Regions from separate parts of the Mus musculus genome. Here region 1 is linked to region 2. A link is a loop called in an ENCODE intact Hi-C map of the cell type or tissue named here. Cell type or tissue: left cerebral cortex. All regions are shown on one strand. Links, peaks and the distances in the headings refer to the core of each region. The heading gives the core; the rest is flanking DNA. Region 1 overlaps Eps8 (epidermal growth factor receptor pathway substrate 8). Region 2 holds the start of Eps8 (epidermal growth factor receptor pathway substrate 8).

Region 1 (10,148 bases), core at 1,352-9,351, 120 kb before region 2:
TCCAGATCCCCCTCCACCAAAACGATACCAACAAAACTAACCTCGGGTTCACAATAAGCACAGATATAGCATAGTCTTTCAAAAAATCATGTTATTTAACCTTTGGATTTACAAAGAAAATTGGTGGAAACGCATGTGATGCCTAAAGCAGAGGTCATCAGCGTTCATTGACTGTGACAGTGACAGCATCACCGGCTTTAGCATTCACAGAAACCTGGGGGTCATTATGTGCACTTTACAGCTGAGACCAAAGCACAAAGGGATGACCTTCCACGGTCATATGGACAGACAGAGCCAGGTCTTATTTCAGGTCTCAATTTTTAGCTCACAAGATTAAAAGTCCCTATCATTAAAGACACTGCACACTTCAGCATAAGGCATCATAGAGAAACCCTGCTGGAAGATTCGTCCCTACCCGCAGAATGTATAGTTTCAGAAGGTGCCATTCAGGCTGCTGGAGGAGAGATGTTGAAAACAATCTTGCCAGCAGTGACTCTATAAGTGACAGTGACCAACGTGGCATCTGGTGCAAAAGTCACCTAGACATTACACGAATAACCAGCCAGAAATGAGTGTAGTCCTCATAGAGTATTAAATGGTTGGCATGAATTCTCGTGGATGATAACCTTAACAGCAGCCAAGACTTAACTCTGTAACATCTAAGATTTGGTTCTTTAAAGTGAACTTTAATCTACAAATTACCATGAGGACTTGAAAGGAGGACTGACACCATAGCTCTCGTGGATGCTCAGAAGGGCTAGGGCTGGGTACTTACAGTCGCCCTGGTCAGCTGCCCAGGCAGACCAGGCTGCTACGCGACTCCTAACGTCCACCTGTGTGACAGTCCCTGGTGGCACAGGGGCAGGAGCTCTGGGAGGAGGAGGGATGCCAGGATCTGCTTTGGCAATCATCCTGAAAATTAAAAACAAATTATCCAACTGGGCTGTTACCATCTCCACGTCTGCTAACAACGGTGCAACCCACTGGTGCCATTTGCCCTTCAACCTCAGAAGTAACTGTCAGGGAAATCAGAATTCCTGACCAGCTGTGCTGTGTCTGCTGGTAAGTTCCTGAGACACAGAAAAATTAAAATCCCTGGGAAGCAACATTGATTTTTTTTCTCTAGGTCACATGATATTTGAAAAGCTTGTGGGCCTATGGGGAGACCTTGGGTCATCTCTTAAAACACTCCACTTTTTCTTATAACTCTCTGGGACATCTGCAGATGTCTGAGAAGCTGTGTGGGAGACAGAGTTGACACATGGAGAAACAAGAAGGGGCAGACATGGACTGGCAAGGCAACCAGAGCTTAAGTTGTGGTTAAAGGTTGCAATTTAGAAAACGGAATAATTCACCTCCATTGAAAATAACTTCCCTACACCTCCAGGAGGAAAAAAAAAAAGGAGGCATACTATCCAATCCCATGGCGCTAATGCCATTTGATGCTCTTACCTCAGGGCCTCCGGCCGCCTCTTCTGTTTCCCACCTTTACTGTCACTGATTGCACTTTCGATATCTTCACTAATTAGGTTTGCCTGAAAGGAGAGATGAGTTATCCAGAAGGCCATAGGCTTGTCTGAGCTTTGATATAAAGGTTAAGACAGAAAGAAAATATAATTTATATTCACTGTTTGCATCAGTAAGTATCTTGGTGTGATATAAATAGAAAGACTTTTTAGCATCTACCGTAAAAATATGACTCTAGTTTTCAATGGTGTATTTTATAATGATGGAACTCACATGCTGATTTCTTTTTCTTTTCTCTTTTGTTGAGACAGGGTTTCTCTGTGTAGCTCTGGCTATCCTGGAACTCACTCCGTAGACCAGGCTGGCCTCAAACTCAGAAATCTGCCTGCCTCTGCCTCCCAAGTGCTGGGGTTAAGTGTGTGCCACCACTGCCCGGTACAAATGTTGATTTTTAAGGTTAATCTACGTCCAGATTCCACTTAAACATTCCTCCCCAAGAGCCCAGCAGAGAAAGGCAACTGCAGAGAGGACACAGGTGAGTGTCTCGGCTGTCACAGAGGAAGGATATAAGAGATGATGTGCAGGGCTGGGGGACCCTTCCCCCTTTCCCTTTCCACAGGGGGAACCTATTAACTCACCAAGCAATCACCCGGCCCTACAGAGGCACCAGACCTTAAGGCACACCTTCTGCTAGGTTAGTGTCTGCAGTATCCCTGAATGGATGCATGGTGAAGGCCGGGTTCCAGCCTTCAAAAGGGAGGTCGTGGAAGGAAGACATTGCGCTTTGCTCTTACATGACACTAGGATTGCCAGATACTTCCTGCCTGTCTCTTATCACTTCCTGCTTCCCAAGAAGCAAACAGCAATTCTACCACACTCTTCCTACTACCATGGACTTTCCCACTGCAGGCCCAAAGGCAATGTCCCAAATAACCATGGAACTGAAGCCTCCGAAGCCACTAGGAAAACAGACCTTCTCTCTTTGCAAGTTGCTCAGCTCGATGGTTTGCCACCGGGATGGAAAACTCACTCAGCAGTACATTCACAGGCTGAGTCTCAATTCTATATTGTATCCGTTTTGATAATCACTTTATTATTCCATTTCAGGTAAAAATGAACTATCTGCCACCACAAATTTTCCCATTATGTTCCCAACAAGACCAACGATTAGATTTTCTTGGGAATTCAAGTGAGTTTTGTAGATAAGGTGTCAATTTTTCTTTGTTATGAAATTTATCTGTAGCCTGTAATTATCACTGTATATGAGGATGTTGCTCATGTATTTATCTCCTATTTTTGGGCTTGTGTGCTCTGTGTAATTATATACATTTTTCTCAGATATATGAGTCACGTATTCTTTAACAGTCAGCACTGGTGAGTATAAAAACTGATGGGAGACCTCAAGATCATGGAGTGTGAGAGAAAGTGCACACGTGCACACGGACACACACAAGCACACATGTGACCGCCCATATATGAACACTGATTACATAAAAGGAAGTCAGAGGACAACCTCAGGTGATGTTTTCCACCTTTCACCTTGCCGGAGGCAAGGCCCTTTGCTGATTACCCCTACATAAGCTGGTCCAGCTGGTCTGGAGCTCTGAGAAATTCTCCTGTCTCTGCATTCCATCTCTCTGGAGCTGTGTGAGGATGATAGATACGTACCATCACAGCTGGCTTGACATAGGTTCTGGGGATTTCAACTGCAGTTCATCCACCGAACAGTCTCCCCAGCCCTTGTTTAGTCTCCTTTCTAGTTAATTCTCTGAGGGGAACTAGGAGAAGTAGCCTGGCCTGCATCATGTTCAGGGTGAGGTAACACTGCAATGGACCCCAGTACAGTGCATCCTTAGAACAGTCTAGCCCAACACATTCCAGATGGTCAACTAAGGCCAAAGTCCTCTATTATATAGAAGATTAAAACTGGAGGTGTCTAGAACCTTGAACTTCTATGAAAAATGTTGCCATCGCTAAAGGAGGCAAACGCACCATGTAGCATCCCATGATAAAAAGTTACACTCAAAAACTGTTATCGCAAGATGTTCTGCACACAGACTAGTTACAAATCACAGTATCAAGGCACTTGCATTTTTAAATTAGCAAGGAATGCACACCTCATGAAAAGAAATGTGGCACTGGCCAGGGTGAGTGGCTTTCCTCATTTTTAGTGGTCTGAGCTATGGTGAGTACAGAGCATTGTCCAGGAAATTCATGTGGAGGCATCATGGTCACGGTCCCCTAGAGAAGGAAAGCCCTTCATTCCATAACGCAGAGGCTGACGTCTGGAACCTTTACTCAGGACAGTAACTCACATTTAAGTCAGACTTAAAAGCAGGGATACAAACACAAAATTTAAATGCCTTTTGACTCAGTATTTTTCATTGGTTTGTAAGTCTCTGAACTGGGCCAACAAGACGCCTCCGTGGTTGAGGACACTTGCTGCTAAGCCTCAGGACCTGAGTTCGATCCCTGGAATTCCCATGGTAGAAGGTGATAACCAATTCCTACAAGTTGCCCTCTGACCTCCGTACATGATATCCCTCTTCAATAAATAAGTACAAAAATTAAAGAAGCAAAATCCATTAATAAGATTTTACTTTTTTTCAGAGCGAAATATTCACTTCACCATTTTTTTGCTTTAACATATCAAAATCCTCAAAAATCATTAAAATAATTAAGGAATTCGAAAAGTTATAGTCTGTAAAAAGCTGATGAATTTCAAGCTATAAGTTACTTAAGTAGCACAGTTCTTTCAAGTAAGACTTTTATTATAATCATCTGTGGGATACATTGAAATTAGGAAAGATTACAAACTATATTGTTAATGATAATCTGCATCTGCCATGGTTTAATGTCAAAGAAACGCTGATGAGATCAAGTGGGTTTCTTGTGCTGGTCTAAAATGTCTTTACAAGATAAAAGTCACAAGTAACTCAGTGCTCTAGGAGGAGAAAAAGGTGGCCAGAGTGAGAACTGTCCCTCCATTCCCAGTGTTTGAACACTGGGTCCCGTTCCCCCCCCCCCCACCAGAGGTGCTCACTGGGGAAGAGCTTTGAGATTAAAAGTCTATGGCCACTTTCAGTTGGCTCTCTCTGCTCCACGCTCCTGCTACCATGCCTGCTGTGTGTTGCCATGACTACCCACCAGGACAGACTCCTGTCCCTCTGGATTTATCAACTCAAATAAACCCTTTCCTCTCCTAAGTGGATTTTGGTCAGTGTTCTATAACAGCCACAGGAAAGAAACTAAGACAGGCGCCAATGAACCAAAGGAAGTTTCTCTTTTAGAGACACCAGCTCAGAAAATAAAGCTATCTAATGTTGGAGATAAATTCTAAGGTTCAATAAATTATCATCATTGATAAATTACGTGGACTGTGAAACATAGATTTTGGGGTCTCAAGTTTATTATTCTTGCTAACTCTGCCCAGCTATTTCTCATGGCACTTAGGGATCACAAACCCTGAGTAACTTTCCAAGTCCCATAATTAAATGGCAATCTTCCTATCAATACCATGGGGCATTGCAAGGATCTCACTGAAACAATCGATACAAGCTTCGAGGTTAACAAGGAAGAAAAGAGAATTGTAGCATACTTACTGTCTGTCTATTTAGTATATGTGCCACAGAAGCAAGCATAATGCATGATTTTTAATGATCTATTTTTAAATTATATACACAGAGCCCCTGATGAGAATTTCATACACCGGTACACTTTGCAAACAAGATAAACAACACGTGTCTATGTTTGTTTGATACTTTTGAACAGGCTTCTGCCTTGCAGCAATCCTCCTGCCTCACCCTCCTGAGTGGTACAAGTAGGACCCATCTTACTACACCTTGAGTTAAAAAAATAATAATAAAATTTCCTCTTTTGTTTACCTGATTGGAAATTTATAGAAGACACTTCGGTACTGATTTTCTTCATCACATTCTCAAAATGTTAAACTCTAGCAACTGATAGCTTTATAATCAAGATTGAAAGTTGCAGAATATTGCTCTAGAGGGTTGAGCGAGGAACAGGGACCTGAGATTTGCCTAGTAGTTGGGAACACTTGCTGTTCTTACAAAGGATGGGAATTTGGCACCAAGCACCCACATCAGGCTTCTCGAATTTATAATCCCAGCTCACCTTCTTCTGACCTCATTGGGCATTCGTGTACACACACACACACACACACACACACACACACACACACACACACCCCACTAGAATTAATGGGAGGCTGAGGCACTCTTACCTTAACCTCATCACACTGGAAAAGGTGAAGGTCTGGCTTGCTCTGCGTTGGCTCTTTGCATACCAAGGCGAGAATGGAGTCATAGCTGCATGCATGTACCACTGCTTGACAATGCGAGATTGTGTTTAGAGGAAAATTCTCCAATTCATTCTGTATAAAATGAGTAAATATTTGACAGTGTCAAACCATCACTTGTGTCCCAAGACTCTGTCCTGACTGCACACGTTGGTATCGGTGGTGAACTCTTAAGACTAAAGTGGCATAAACCTCCCCGACTTGCCTTTGACTCTAAGTCAATCAGGCTCACAGCTCGGTCATCCACTTGGAGAATCATATCTTGAGTCCACACTTTGCCCTTGGCATCCAGCAACTTCAGCTTTCTTATTCCGTCCTCGACAGTGATCATTGCATCTTTCCGATCCAGCACGAAGGTGGTCAAGTGCTTATGATGTTCAAAAAAAAAAAAAAAGGGCGGAAAAGAAAAACTTTGAACACACAAATAAAACCCTCTCCATAGGTATTTTTCAAAAGGAGGAAGAATTTGCATAACAGAAGTCAGTTAGAAGAACCAAAGGCTTGACACAACACACAACAACAACCTCAGTTACTCCACTGACAGGGTGGAGTTGAGTGGCCTTTTTTTGTTGAACACAGAAAACAATGCCTTGATTTGTATGATCCCTGAACCTGTGTCGTGCTGTGTCACGTGGGGCTGCAACAGCATAGTATTAAGACAAGTTCTTAGCAATGAAACATAAATAGCATTTCCTTACATTAATGACCCCACCCCTGTTACTCAGAGAGCTATTTCAATGCTGCACAGGAGAGCAGCATTTCCAGAGGCAGCTACAACCTGGACAGCCACTCGGAGCCTCAGGTAGGGTTCTGGTCTCTAACAACTGACCCGTTTGCCCTCTCCTGAAAACACTTTACTGAAAAACAGTGGTTCAGTTTTAATTAAGCATGCTTGAGATGAGCGGCAAACTGAAAACAGCAACTTAAAGATGACGTCCCTGCTTACATGTTTTCCGCTAAAAACAGGGGTCGTTGTGATTCCAATTAAGAGCAAATATCTTACAAACTAAAATAGAAACTAGGGTTTAATGAAAGCTAGTGATGACACCAGATAAAACTAAATATAAAACAGAGCTGCTTGGTGCATCATAGCTTAATGACAGTGTGAAACGGAAGCCTTTCTCCTGTTTTAATTGGGCTCACAATGGCCAGCGAATACGTTATTATTTCAATCTATTTTGAAACACAAATTCTCGCCTGTAGCATCTCAGTTTCACAAAAGATAGAAAACATCTTAAAGGAAGGCCACACAACTGAAAACACATCCTATTTAAATGAAAAGAAACACAGCTCTTATTTCGCTCCTAATTTGTATGTTCCTTAAGAGTCACAATCAGTATTGGCAAGAGCAAAGCTTCTTACTTCCACGCGGTACTGGGACACGTCCGACACACTGCTGACACTGTCTCGGGCATAGTTCTTCCTTTGTTCTGAAAGGTAAGTTTTGAGAAGCCATTATTTATCTACTCATGGCTTGAGTTCATAGGTTGGAGTCACACGGCACCTCTGAAGCAAGTCTATCTCACATATGAATGCGGTAGCTGTCAAGTCCCCACTGTGAATTCTGTCTGAAAGTACTCATGACTCACAGGCAAGCCCAAGGTCATGAGAAAAACTAACGGTGTGCAGGAACCTTTGGGCCCAACTTAAATCCTCCAGTTCGAAAGGTCAAGATTATAAATTTCCTAGGTTTTAAAGATTTTAAAAAAATTTTATGTCTGCAGGTGTGTGTGAGAGAATCCATGCGCATAAGTGTCGGAGCCCGAGGAGGAGCTGGATCCTCTGCAGCATCCTCTGCAGCATCCTCTGCAGCATCCTCTGCGAGTACAGGCAGTTGGGAGGGACCTGTCCAATGTAAGTGCTGGGAACTGAACTCTGACTGTCCACAAGGACAATGCGCACATTTAACCACAAAGCCAAACCTCTAGCAGCTCCTATACTATAAGTGGTCTAAGAGAAAAAAAGTTATCTAATGTATAGTGTTTTATTAATCAGGAACCTACTATTCATAAAATGTTTTTTTTTAAGTTTCCAAATTTCATCTGTTGTTGCACTTAGGTCAAAACACAAGAGCAGATGCTGTCATAGTTACCATACTGCATAAAGGGGATGGCCTTGCTAACACAGACACCAGGAGGACCTTCTCCTTTCACAGCATCCAAATGGGGGACGATGTGAAAGGGGATTCCACACTGATTCAAACACGAGGATGGCCACCAATATTAAGCACTGTCACACATCAAGAGAATACACAAATGAGAGACTCAGAATGACAGACACAAACTAGAAGGGAAAAGGAGGCAGCTGAGGAGGCAGCGGCTGCATCCACCCACTCAACAGGCAGAAGGGGCCTTTCTTTTTAAGATACTGCAAAAGCAAAAATAATTTTTTAAAAAAAATTATCAATATTTGATATTTGTTAATTTCCAAGCAAGGAACTGATTTGGAAATTCAGGATTGCTTTATTTCTTCTCGGGCAGAATTCTTGGATGGAAAGAACCTTGTGTGATCAGGGGACTCTGTGTTTCTAAATCTAACTTTGAGTTTATCCCTAAGTAAGAAACTAGGTTTAGGTAAGATTATTAATGTTCCGGGTCTTGGAGAATTTACTGTAAAATACTAGGTTAAACAAGTTAAGTGTAAAGTACCCTAAAGCCTTAAAGCTTTGGCAAACGTAAACATTTGTCTTAGGTTGTGTATGTAGGAGTGTATATGTGGAAAATATGTCATATGTATTTATCTATCCACACACACACACACACACACACACACACACACACACACACACACATACACACACACACACACACATATATATATGTGTGTGTGTATGTGTGTATATGTACATATATGTGTATGTATGTATATATGTATATGTATATATATGGATGGATAGATACATACATATATAGATACATAGAGATGTCATATGACATATTTATGATATATATTCATATATAAAATATATGTATATCTATAGATAAACAATAGGCATGTATTTTCTATCAGCCAGCATTTTCTAACTATAAACATGTTTCTTTCTACTCTTAGGCGCCCCTACACTGAAAGGGTCTGTAAAACTTGAAGGTGGACCAAGCAGAAAAGTGTAAATTAGATATTCAGATCCTAAACAGTAGAATCAAATGTTTTTAAAAGCACAATGAACGACTGATTTACAAATATATGGAAACAAGGATCTTCCCACTTATATTTATCCGGGAGACCCCGTGCTCCTCTTGACACAGCTCGCATTGAGCTTGCATCGATGCGGTCTATTCTGGTTTTGCTATTGCAGCACTAAAATGATTTAGTGAAAGCACACCACCACACAGCACACCACCACACAGCACACCACCACACACAATTCAACCTTGGCTACCTTTCTTTTTTTGTTTGGATGACGATCTGAAGAAGTACGCTCCGTCTGTTCCTACCAAAATAACGTGGTCAAAAGAAAGAGCTGGCTTCTCCTACAGTTTTCCCCAGCATTTGAAGCCCACACCTTCCCTTGTAACTATATCTCACATGTAAAGCAAACAGCTTTTCTACTCGCCGAGGATCAATGTGAGTTACTAATATGTGGATGTCTGTTCTTGGGAAAAGCCTCTGATACACATGGGACACAATGCACAACTCATGAGGACATCTGGCAAGGACACTACTTAGAAATCACAGGTTCATCAGCTTCTCACTCAACGCTCCAGAGCATGAGAGTAGCTATCGTCCGTCCTCTGATTTGACCTGTGGATAGCAGAGGAAATGGCCTCGGTTGCCATGGTACCCGGTGACTAGGTGATATGGTGGCTCCAAGATGTTCGAATGCTTGACTGGGTCTTCCAGATAAAAATGATTAGCAAACACAGGTGAAGGGCCAGAATAGTGCATGAGGTTTGTGTTACAAAAAAGAAGAGAAAGTGCATCCCCTCAGGTGTCAGAACACACAGCATCTCAACCCCAAGAAGACATAATTCACAGGAGCAGAAATTGACTAACACGATGGCAACGGATCCCTCTGACCACCAGATATTGTCCCTAATAGTTCTAACTTGCTTTTTTCTTTTCTTCTTTTTTTTTAAAACCATGCTTCACAAAGAATAAGATGTATGCCACTGAAAAGTACCTTCAAAGGACCCTAAAATATATTAATGTCATAAAAACGATTTAGAAAGAATATCATTCTGGTGATATAGAGTCAAGAGATACAGTTCACTATTAAATTTTTAATAGGCAAGTTTGAAAGGACACACCTGAAAGTCAATTATTAGTGTCTTTTGATGAGAATCCTATGCACGTCTAGGTTCAGTGGTAAATAGCATTCTGGCTCCTAAGCTGGAAACCTTACAAAGCTCTGAAACAGCTTGAG
Region 2 (10,148 bases), core at 917-8,916:
AACAACTAAGAATGAGTGCTGCTTTCGCAGGGACTCAGAGTTCAGTTCCCAGCACCAACATTGAGTTAACTCAGAACCACGCATAAGTCACTCCAAGGGATGGATGCCTCCGGCTTCCACGGGCACCTGCACTTGGGCACATACCCACACACAGACACACAGAGAGATACCCAATTTAAATAATAAAAATAATAAAGGTTAAAGTAAAAAGTAGGCATAATGAGAGTAATAGGGTAAGATAGGGAACTTTAATGTGTCAAAGTCATTTGATATGATACTTCCAATATAGGCATGTCAAATCCACAGAGCTTCATAAGACCAAGGTTTAATCTTAATATGTACATGAAAATAAACCCTAAGACCAAGGGATTCCAAGATGGAAGACAGACTCTGACATAAGAATGTAACTAGCAGTGTGTGCAACCAACTCATGACAGCTGGCTGGCTGGCTGGCTGTGTAAAGAGTGAGCTTAAAGCAAAAGGCCCTGCATATAGGCACCAGACTCCAGATGGCAACGTGGCTGTTCATGCTAGCAAGGCTTATCAATGCCAATACTGCTAAACTTGTATAATGGAAACGAACAATTAAGCAAACAGTGGGATGGAGCGAGGTTTCTCATCATTGCTATAGGAAGTTTCCAGATGAACTGGGGAGAAACCAGAACGATATGTATCACAATCAGCATTACACCAGTATGAACTCATATTTACTTTAGTATAGATATACACACATGCAGAAATATATATACACACATAGACTGTGTCATCTAAATCCCTATACACAATGTATTTCCTTATTTCACAGGCGAGGCTGGAATTAATGACATTCCCATTAACATATACGCTTAGTGCCCAGACCTTGGTTTCTTTCAAAGTATAGCTCAAGCCAACGTTGAACTCACAATTCTGACACATCTACCTCCAGAACATTGTGATTACAAGCATCACTCCTGGGTCAGACCTGGCTTTCCAATAAAAGTTCCAAACAATTCCAACCCAATTCCTAGACGAAATGAGTAATTCGAGACTGGAACTATACAAAAAGAACCTAGTACATCTTATAGAGACGTGCTTTAAAACAAACAACCAACAATAACAAAACACTGATTGATAGGAATCTATCAAAGGGATGCAAGAAGCAAGCTGTAAGGATTTGAGCTGCAAGGGGGCTAGATTATAGTCCAAAGAATACAGTGAAGTACTCAGGAGTCAGATTTAGACACAAATGACCCAATAACTAAATGAAGGAAAAGAGGAAACTCTCCCATGAGTCCGAACACCCTGCTGGTAGTGTGTACTGAGACCTGTGGTGGATGAGGTTAAGTAACCTCCGTCATCTTCCAATCCAAAGCCCACGGTGGCTGAGTTTACTTTTTCCATGACATGATGTGACCTGGCTAGGTTTCTATTGAAATGGTAAATAACATATAGCTGTAGAGAGATATTACACGCTCAGGGACAGGGAAGGGTCACAAGTCTCCACTCCTTAAACCCAGGCTGTGCTGGGAGACTCCTTCCCAAGAGGAGGGAATGGAAAAGAGAAGACCGGGAACTTAGCTGCAGAAAAAAACTGACAGATGCTATCTCAGCCAGTGATCAAGATGCGTCTGATAACCCTACTGATGGTGTGCACGGTGACCCGTGATGGGTAAGGCACTTTGCCCTGGTTGTCTTTCAATCCAAAACCCACACTGGCTGAGCTTCCTTGTTTTGTGACAGGGTCTGTCTGGGCTAGTTTATATTCAACTTGACACAAGCTAAAACTATCAGAGAGGATCGAGCCTCAGTGAAAAACACCGCCTCCATGAGATAGGGTTGTAGGCAAGCCTGTGTGGTGTTTTCTTAATTAGTGATTGATCTGGGAGGGCTCATTCCATTGTAGGCAGGGCCGCCCTTGGGCTGGTGGTTCTGGCTTCTTTAAGAAAGCAGGCTGAGCAAGCCATAGAGAACAAACCAGTAAACAAGCACTTCTCCGTGGCCTCTGTATCAGCTCCTGCCTCCAGGTTCCTGGTCTGTTCTGAGTTCCTGCCTTGACTTCCTTAAAAGATAAACAGTGATGCAGAAGCCAAAGACAAATAAACCCTTTTCTCCTCCGCTTGCTTTTGGCCATGGTGTTTTATCACAGCACCAGTAACCCTGACAGGGCCTCAGCATGTAGCCAGGTTGGCCTCGAACCCGCCATCTTTCTGCCTGAGCTTTCCTAATGCAGGGATCAAGGGTCTGATTAATTGCTGCCTAACCTTGGGACAAACAAAAGGCAAATTCAAAAGGGGAAAGCATATATGACCAGGACTCCTCAAAATGGCCAAAGCTGTCAAGAAAAGATAGGAAGGGGAAAGGGGGAAGGGGGAAGGGGGAAGGGGGAAGGGGGAAGGGGGAAGGGGGAGGGGAAGGGGAAGGGGAAGGGAAGAAAAGGAAAGGAAAGGAAAGGAACGGAACGGAACGGAACGGAACGGAAAGGAAAGGAAAGGAAAGGAAAGGAAAGGAAAGGAAAGGAAAGGAAAGGAAAGGAAAGGAAAGGAAAGGAAAGGAAAGGAAAGGAAAGGAAAGGAGAAAAGAAAAGCTGAGGAAGTAAGGATCAGAGCCAACTGGAGCAGAAGAAACTGCAACCGTTAAATGTAACCAGTGTTCTGACTTAATGGTCCTGAGATAGAAAACAGGCATTAGATTAAAGCTAAGGAAGCCTGGGGTGTGGCTCAGTGGTAGAGCTATGTGCTGAGACCTTGGGTTCAATCACCAAAAAACAAAGGGGAAAAGACATATATTCAAAATGTGAGCTATGGCTAACAATACTTCACCAATAAGACCCTTGAACTGCAGTCAATAGTAACATGTTAGTAGACGTTGCTACAAAGTTCTCCGACCATTGCTGAACTATTTACCAACCACATAAATAGCTTACAGACTGCTTTCAATATTCATTTAGTGTGTGTGCATGTATGTGTGTGTGTGTGTGTGTGTGTGTGTGTGTGTGCATGTGTGTATGTGTGTGTGTGTGCATGTGTGTGTACACAGCTGACTTTGGAGCTTGCCATTTGAGGTAGACTGGCTAGCTAGCAAGTCCCTAGTATTCACCCTCTGTACCCCGGCACTGGGTCTGCAGAAGCACGCCAGCTTTTTTTTTGGGGTACGCAGGTTCTGAACTCATCCTAGACTGGCAAGCACTTTATTCACCTCTCCAGGCCTTATGGTCTCTTTTAAGACCCCACTTAGGATGTGTATGTGAGAATGACTGCAGATGCTACAGTGTGGACCTAAAGAACCCCCACATTCTTATAAATACTCAGTTCACACTGTTTGCAAGGACTCCACTACAATGTTTCTTAAGAAAAATAAGTCCAGTTCCCCGCAGCTGCAAACACTTTGGTGGGGCAATTCCCAGGAGAGATGTACTGTATAGCACTTTGGCTACAGTTCCATCCCTTCCTCTCTGATACCCCTGCAGATGTCTGAAAGTTTATAAGCTATCCTCTGGTTGTTTTGCACTGAGACAAAGCGGCCAAATGTATCTAGTACAACTTGGAAAAGCCAACTGAAAATGTACACAAAGCTAGTGCTAAAACTCATCCAATAAGACTTAAGGAACTAAAGAGGTTTGAATCTGGGGTTAATAGTTTCTTATTCAAACCTAGCTCAGACGAACTTATGTTTTAAGATAAAAGCAGGTGACTGAAGAGGAGATTCAGAAGAAGAAAGAGGACTAAACGAAAAGATGCTTAAACAGAGAGCAGAGCCTGTGTCACAGGGCTACAAAGAAGCCAAGGTTGAAGGAACCAGTGTACACTGAATCCGGGTAACGCTGGATGAGCACACAAAATGAACTCTTTGCCTCTGACCACAAATAAGCAAAGTGTTCAAAATTAAACACCAGTTTCCTGTTAGGGGATTAAAACAATCATTTGCCAATTATAATGATACTCAATGACACTGGAAAGTGAAAGTTACAAAGTAGACGTCCCAATTCAGAGAGCAACACTTGGCTCAGAATAGTAGGATTTAAAAGATACTTTCTTCTCCTCTCTCTCTCTCTCTCTCTCTCTCTCTCTCTCTCTCTTTTCCTGCTATGAAGGAAGTGAATGACTTGCGGAATTTTACAAAGTCTTAGTCTCCTATGGTGCGGGAAGGGCTTTCTACACACACAAGCTTACTAGCTTGTGGCTCACTGTACCCAGCCGGCTATGTGATGAGTCTACAGAGAAGCTTAACTTTCAGGTGGTGCGAGCTCATCACTCACAGATTTCCCACCCCAGCAAACTAAGAACTACAGCAGCGTGCCCCAAACCCTCCAATCCCCAATTTAAAAACAAAACAAGAAGGAAATCTTTACTAGGTGAGGCGAGATGTCATTGGCTTTCATTTCAATAGACTCACTGTCCCAAGATCTACAATTCTACACAATGAGCGCAGCCGTTCCAAAACCCAGGGAGCCTTAGAATGGCATCCTTTCAAGAGCGAGAAATTAGAAACAGCCCGCAACACAGACACTTTGACGATTTTTTTTAAACATAAAAAAAGTCTTCCAGGAATCGTAATTCCACCTCCTCCCCAAAGTGGCAAAACCAAATAAAACTTCAAAGTACCCACACGTGTCTGAACCAAGTTGGATCTGAACTATCTTATTCGCTTTTTCGTCTCTTTCTCTTACTGTCTGAGGCAAGAAGGGAAACCTTTAGAAGAAAAGCAGCCATGCATTCGCTGAAACACTGGCTCAGGAAGACCTCCTCTTCTAATGCCTCGCTGCTCCAAATGTCTATGGATTTTAAGCCCAAACCCTAGGGCGTCCTGCCCCGGCGAGATGCCAACAGCACTTGGGGGCTACAGGAGGAGGATTTGAACAACATGGCTCAGAGAACCGGGCAAAGATTTTTGCATGTGTATTGTAGTCATTGAAAGGAAGGAAGGGATGAGACCCCGGGGCGCCTTCACTGTCTCTCTCGGTGGGTGTGGAGCCCTCCGAAGCACTACTGACAGCCATAGAGAGGCCATCTTCCTAAAAGTAAAATGGTGTTGGAAAGTGATCCAGAATTCACAACTATTCAAACACAGCGAGCTACCTCAACTGGAGGGTGTATACCAGGGCGGGTCCACATCTCAAACAGGTTTCCTAAGGGGTCCCCACTTGAGCTGGGTGAGAGGCGCTCCGAAAGCCCTGCATCTAAGACGTTAGGGCGGGGTGGGAGTCCAGGTGTGCGGAACTCAGGTACGCCCGCGCAGCCCAGGGGAGCGCGGGGTCTCTCGGGGGACCTCGGCGACCACCCGGGCGGAGGAGGCCGCGGGGGGATCGGGTCTCCTGGCTTCGGGGTGCGCGGAGCGGGCGCGGGGACGCGCTAGGGCGGCAGCGCCGCGCACACCTGGCCGCCGACACACCAGTTGCAAAGGGTCCAAGTGAACCGCAGCGGCCGCTGAGCCTGGCACCACTCCGGTGACGGCTCACAAAGACCCTTATGGGAAAGCGAGAGGGAGCCCATGCCGCGGGAATCCCACCCGGGGAGCCGCACTGATGTTCGGGGGGCTCTTACCTAGGATCCGCCCTCCGAGCAGCCGCGCTCCTCAGGGAGTGCCACGACCTCCCTAGACGCGAGGGAGGTGACGGAGGGAGAAAGATCCCGGAGCTGGAGCGCCCGCCGCGCCCCGCTGCAGACACGCCGCTGGGGCTTGCCCCGCGCCCTGCGCCCTGCGCCCTGCGCCCAGCGCCCCGGGAGCCCGCTTCGCCCGCCGCCCGGGCCGTGTGTGCGCGCCGCTCGCTCCCGGACACAGCCAGCGCGCGCCGCGCATGCCCAGCAGCGAGCCGGGAACGCGCGTTGCCCCGCGCGGCCGGGAGAGGGCTCCGTTTGCAAGATCTTGAGGACAGTTGAGTCTCTAGTAGACCCTAGGGCTCTGGATAGAATCTCAAGGGCTTCATCCCACAAGGCGAGCACGGCACCCCGCAGGGGAGACCCGGGATCCCAGCCTCAGAGTGGTGTCTACAATTCCTCAAGTGAAATGACCTAGGTCTGCAGAGCACAGCCGGGGGGGGGGGGGGGGGGGATGCCGCAGGCGGAAAGAGCGCTCAGGTGACCGCGGCCAGATCCTGCCACACAACTGATGACTAGTGTTAATCTGGGAGTTACTGCCCTACTCAACTACCAAGAAGAGGTATTCCCCAGCCTCTGACCTGTGACCTGTGTCCATTGGTCTGCTCCTGTACCATCTCTCTTCAACCAAAGCAGTATGCAAGTGGTACCCAAGGGCTTCACTGGTTTAGAGAGACTACAATACTCCAGTCCCTGGATATAGCCAGCAAGCCCAGACCTGTCTCACCAGGCGTCCTGGATCCCATTTTTCATAGGAGCTCCTGCCAAGAGTCTGGTGTAGTTTCAAGTATGGGAGACTCTTTAGTCCAGTAATAACTACTCACCACTGCTCAGTGCTCCTTGGCTCGATCACTGAAGCCACAAAATAAGGATCTGCCAGTCTTCTCTTCTGAACCTGGCATTTTCTTACCTTCTACAATACCTCCGTTGTCACAGCTACGCCCCCAGACACCCTGGCCCTTCTAACTTCCAAGGCAATTGACTTCCAAAGAAGCCAAGGCAGACTATTAAACAAAACTTGGCTTAAATAGCTGGGCCTACCTGCTTTGCGAGGCAAGCAAAAGCTCATTCAAGAGACCGTGAATTAGCAGGCCAAGATGGAGACTAAAAGGGGGCAGTGATGGGTTTTATGATTAAGTTCGGTCTACTGCCTTCATCCAGAATCTTCCTCCATCCAACATTCCCAACAGACTGACATCCACTTGAGCATGTCCAGTGTTCGAAATAGCTGGTTTTGATAGATGGTATAGAAAACTAGGATTGTTAATTGACAATCTCTGCCAGGAGCTACAAATTTTACTTTACACCATCTCTAACCCTTAAAATGAATCACCGCTTTAGAAAATTGGGAAAATGTTATTCAGAATTTTCTTTTTGCCAAAGCCAATAGTGACATTAGGATTGAAATCCAGGTCTGCCTACTCCACAGCTTACATACATAGATTTATATACTCAGATCAACTCTCCTTCAACTGTAGACTGGGAAAGATGGACCCTGAGGACTGACATGAAATTAATCTTGCTCCTTACAGATATTGTAAGACTTGAAATAGTAGAAGCAGGTTAACAAATAACCAACATAGTAGAAGCAGGTTAACAAATAACCAACAGAACCTTCTGCTAGTTATTTTGAGACATGCCCTCAAAATGTTTTTCCTTTGACTGGTCCTCAAATGGCAGAGAAATCTGTCAAAACCATTCTTTTCTGACTCAAATGAGCTTTAGGGTTTTTTTTTTTTCTCTGAAATTACACACACACACAGAGACGCTCGGCAAGAAACTAAAATCATCACTGACCCTTTGACCCAAGAAACCCTCCCAGCAAGACATCCCAAACCCATATCTGGTTTTCTTTTGGCAAGTGGACTGCCTAGAGTCAAACAGAAGAGGCCTGGATAAAGTGAACTTCACATGAACTGTATGTTCGACCTTAATACTCTCTGTAATTCTATATTGTTCAACCTTAATTTTCCCTTTAAATTTTATCTTTGTATTAGGGTATAATTTCATAGAAATATTAGCTGTCAACATAACCTTAAACTATAAGTTTGATGTATAGGTCTTATTTGTTTCATTTGAGTAATTTGGATTATAATCTGCTAAGACTCAATGTCAAATTTTCCTGTTTAAATTTTTTAAACAGATTTCTATTTCTTCTCTCTCTCTCTCTCTCTCTCTCTCTCTCTCTCTCTCTCTCTCTCTCTCTCTCTCGTGCGTGCATGAATGTGAGTGTGTAGATGTGCCATGGCATGCCTATAAAGATTAGAAGAAAAATTTTCAGACTCAATTCTTAATTCTCTCCTTACACCATGTGGGTCCCAGGAACTAAACTCAGGATATTGGTAGTAAGTTCTGTCACCTGCTGAGCCATCATAACAGCTTGGTTTAGCTCTTTAGAGTGCTATCATATATGTTTTTATTGACTGAAGACCTCACTTATTGTTAGGCATGTTTGGCACATGCCTATAATTGCAGCACTTAGAAAACACAGCCACAGAGATTAGGAGTTCAAAGCCACCCTTTGTTATATAGCAATTTCAAGGTTAGCCTAAGCTTTATAAGAGCTCTTCTCTTCGATCAAAAGGAAAAAACTCACTTGTTAATGGCATATGGAAAAAATGTAGAGGAGAATAAACAGAAATACATCAAATAGATGAGCATCCCAAGTGTTGATTGCGCTTACAGCTGGGTATAAAAGCTACATTCCAAAAGTTTCATTTCAAATGTTTCAAAATAGATAGAAGAGATGATTTTAAGTAATTTCATCACAAATATATGGCACATATATGAGGTAGTATATGCTAAACACTGGACTCAGTTAATACATTGAAGTATACATCTACCAAAATATACAAATGCTAAGAACACATTTTTTTTTCAAGTTACAAAAGAAATGGCAGAAATTTTTTTTTTCTTATTGTGTAAATTTTTAATGGCAAAACTTTATCGGGGGAGTTTAGTACTCTTCAAATTTCTTTAAATATTCCTCCATAATTCCACCATATAACCTGATACAGGACTATCACTTAAGAACCACTATGTGAAGACCTATAGCCTATCCACCTGTATACACACATGTACCTATGTATGTGTGGTATGTATGTGTGCATGTGTTTGTGGTATGATTATTTTAAACTCAGGCCTGGAGCATGCATGGCAAGTGTTTTAGTTGAACTGAAATCCCAGCCCAGTTCTGAGTTGTGAACACACATAATACAAAACATGTCTCTGGACAGATGTAGGAGAGAGGCACTATAGTTTAGAACATGGTTGCTGTATCTGATCTCAATCTCCTAAGTACGATCTGGTAGCCAAGTGCTCTCCCCATGCCTGTGGCCACCACTGCCCATATCATTTGTCACTTGAAAGAGCACACCAAATGCTTAGGTCATTTGACCTCTTCACACTTAGAGCTGCTTGGGCTTCTTGCCTCTTATTTTGTGGTAGTTGTTTATGTTTCTTGTTTGTTATGGTTCTTCATGTGCATTTGTGTTCTTAGACGCTGTTATGTTTAGCCTTCAAAGGCTTCGAAGCTAAAGCTTCAGATTGCTTCAGTGTAACACCTAGATGTGTAAAGGATGCTGGGAAGCTAAGTGTCACTGACAGATCATTGTCCTGTGTATCTTCTGCCTCACCCATTAGACTCCACTAGTCAAAACTAAATGCACATACATTTCTTACACATGAGAGAAACAGTTTTATTTTTGGCTATCTGTTTTTGTTTGTAGTAGTCAATAATCTGTTTACCACACAAGAGAAATTTTTTGAAATGCTACAAGCAAATTATTTCTGGGGAAAACTTCACTTCATTATCCTTGAATTTCCCATACATTAATGTCTGTTAAATGAAATTCATAGAGAATGAGTACAAGACATATAAGAAAAACTTATCAAAGTGACTGGCTGCAAAAATAGACAATGACTGGATTTATGCTTCAGGAAAGCTAATTAACTAGGGTCTGTTAAAGGAAAAACAAAACTCTAAGTAGAAGACCAACTAAAATGGATAAGGATTCGTGAAATAGAAGCCTTCCCAACACTAGTAAGGGAAAATATAACCTCTGAAGTTGGAAACGCCCTAAGAACATGTGAGAAGAATGTCCAACCAAAGCATGGGGGTGTGAAGAGATAGGAAAACAAGATTGGGAGGTGTGTATCACACGCGTGAAGCTATTCAGAATCTCAGACTGAGAGTTAAAAGGATACAGTGCAGGGAAGAGGTGAAGAAAGAATAGCAGATGACATTCTAAGATGGATTTGAGGCATACCTCCAAGGCAGGAGTTGTCACACACACACACACACACACACACACACACACACACATATGTATGCACACACACATACAGGGAGTTCTGACTATATATATATATGTATATATATGTATATATATATACATATATATACATATATATATATGTCAAAGGGAAAAGTTAATCATAAAAGCACCAAGAGAAGAAAGTATCTATCCAGGAGAAACAGAAACTAAAGAATTATGAACAACTATAATGAGGATCAGAAGACAGTGAAGTATCTTCAGAGAGCCGAGTAAAAAAAATCACTGCCAACCTATAATA

Evidence for each region. A loop is a pair of places that touch in the nucleus more often than their neighbours do. Peaks named below come from ENCODE experiments on the same cell type or tissue, not always from the same donor. Only the 100,000 strongest peaks of a DNase experiment are listed, where the experiment ranks them.
Region 1: it touches region 2 in a loop (1.8-fold over the local background); 2 of 42 quality-filtered maps call a loop at or near these places.

The regions. Positions count from the first base shown.
Region 1 is chr6:137,521,378-137,531,525 of GRCm38, forward strand. Eps8 (epidermal growth factor receptor pathway substrate 8) reads right to left here. Exons shown (of 22, transcript NM_007945.3): 5 at 7,148-7,215; 6 at 5,991-6,152; 7 at 5,711-5,860; 8 at 1,453-1,535; 9 at 776-912. Among named protein-coding and RNA genes, the nearest start is that of Eps8, 120 kb to the right of the region's middle. In left cerebral cortex, for the core only: no CTCF peak of the experiment used is centred there; no DNase peak of the experiment used is centred there.
Region 2 is chr6:137,643,533-137,653,680 of GRCm38, forward strand. Eps8 (epidermal growth factor receptor pathway substrate 8) reads right to left here and starts at 5,753. Exons shown (of 22, transcript NM_007945.3): 1 at 5,520-5,753. In left cerebral cortex, for the core only: a CTCF peak has its summit at 5,824 (motif pointing right); DNase peaks (open chromatin) are centred at 4,209, 4,529 and 5,803; H3K4me3 peaks cover 2,168 bases; H3K27ac peaks cover 884 bases.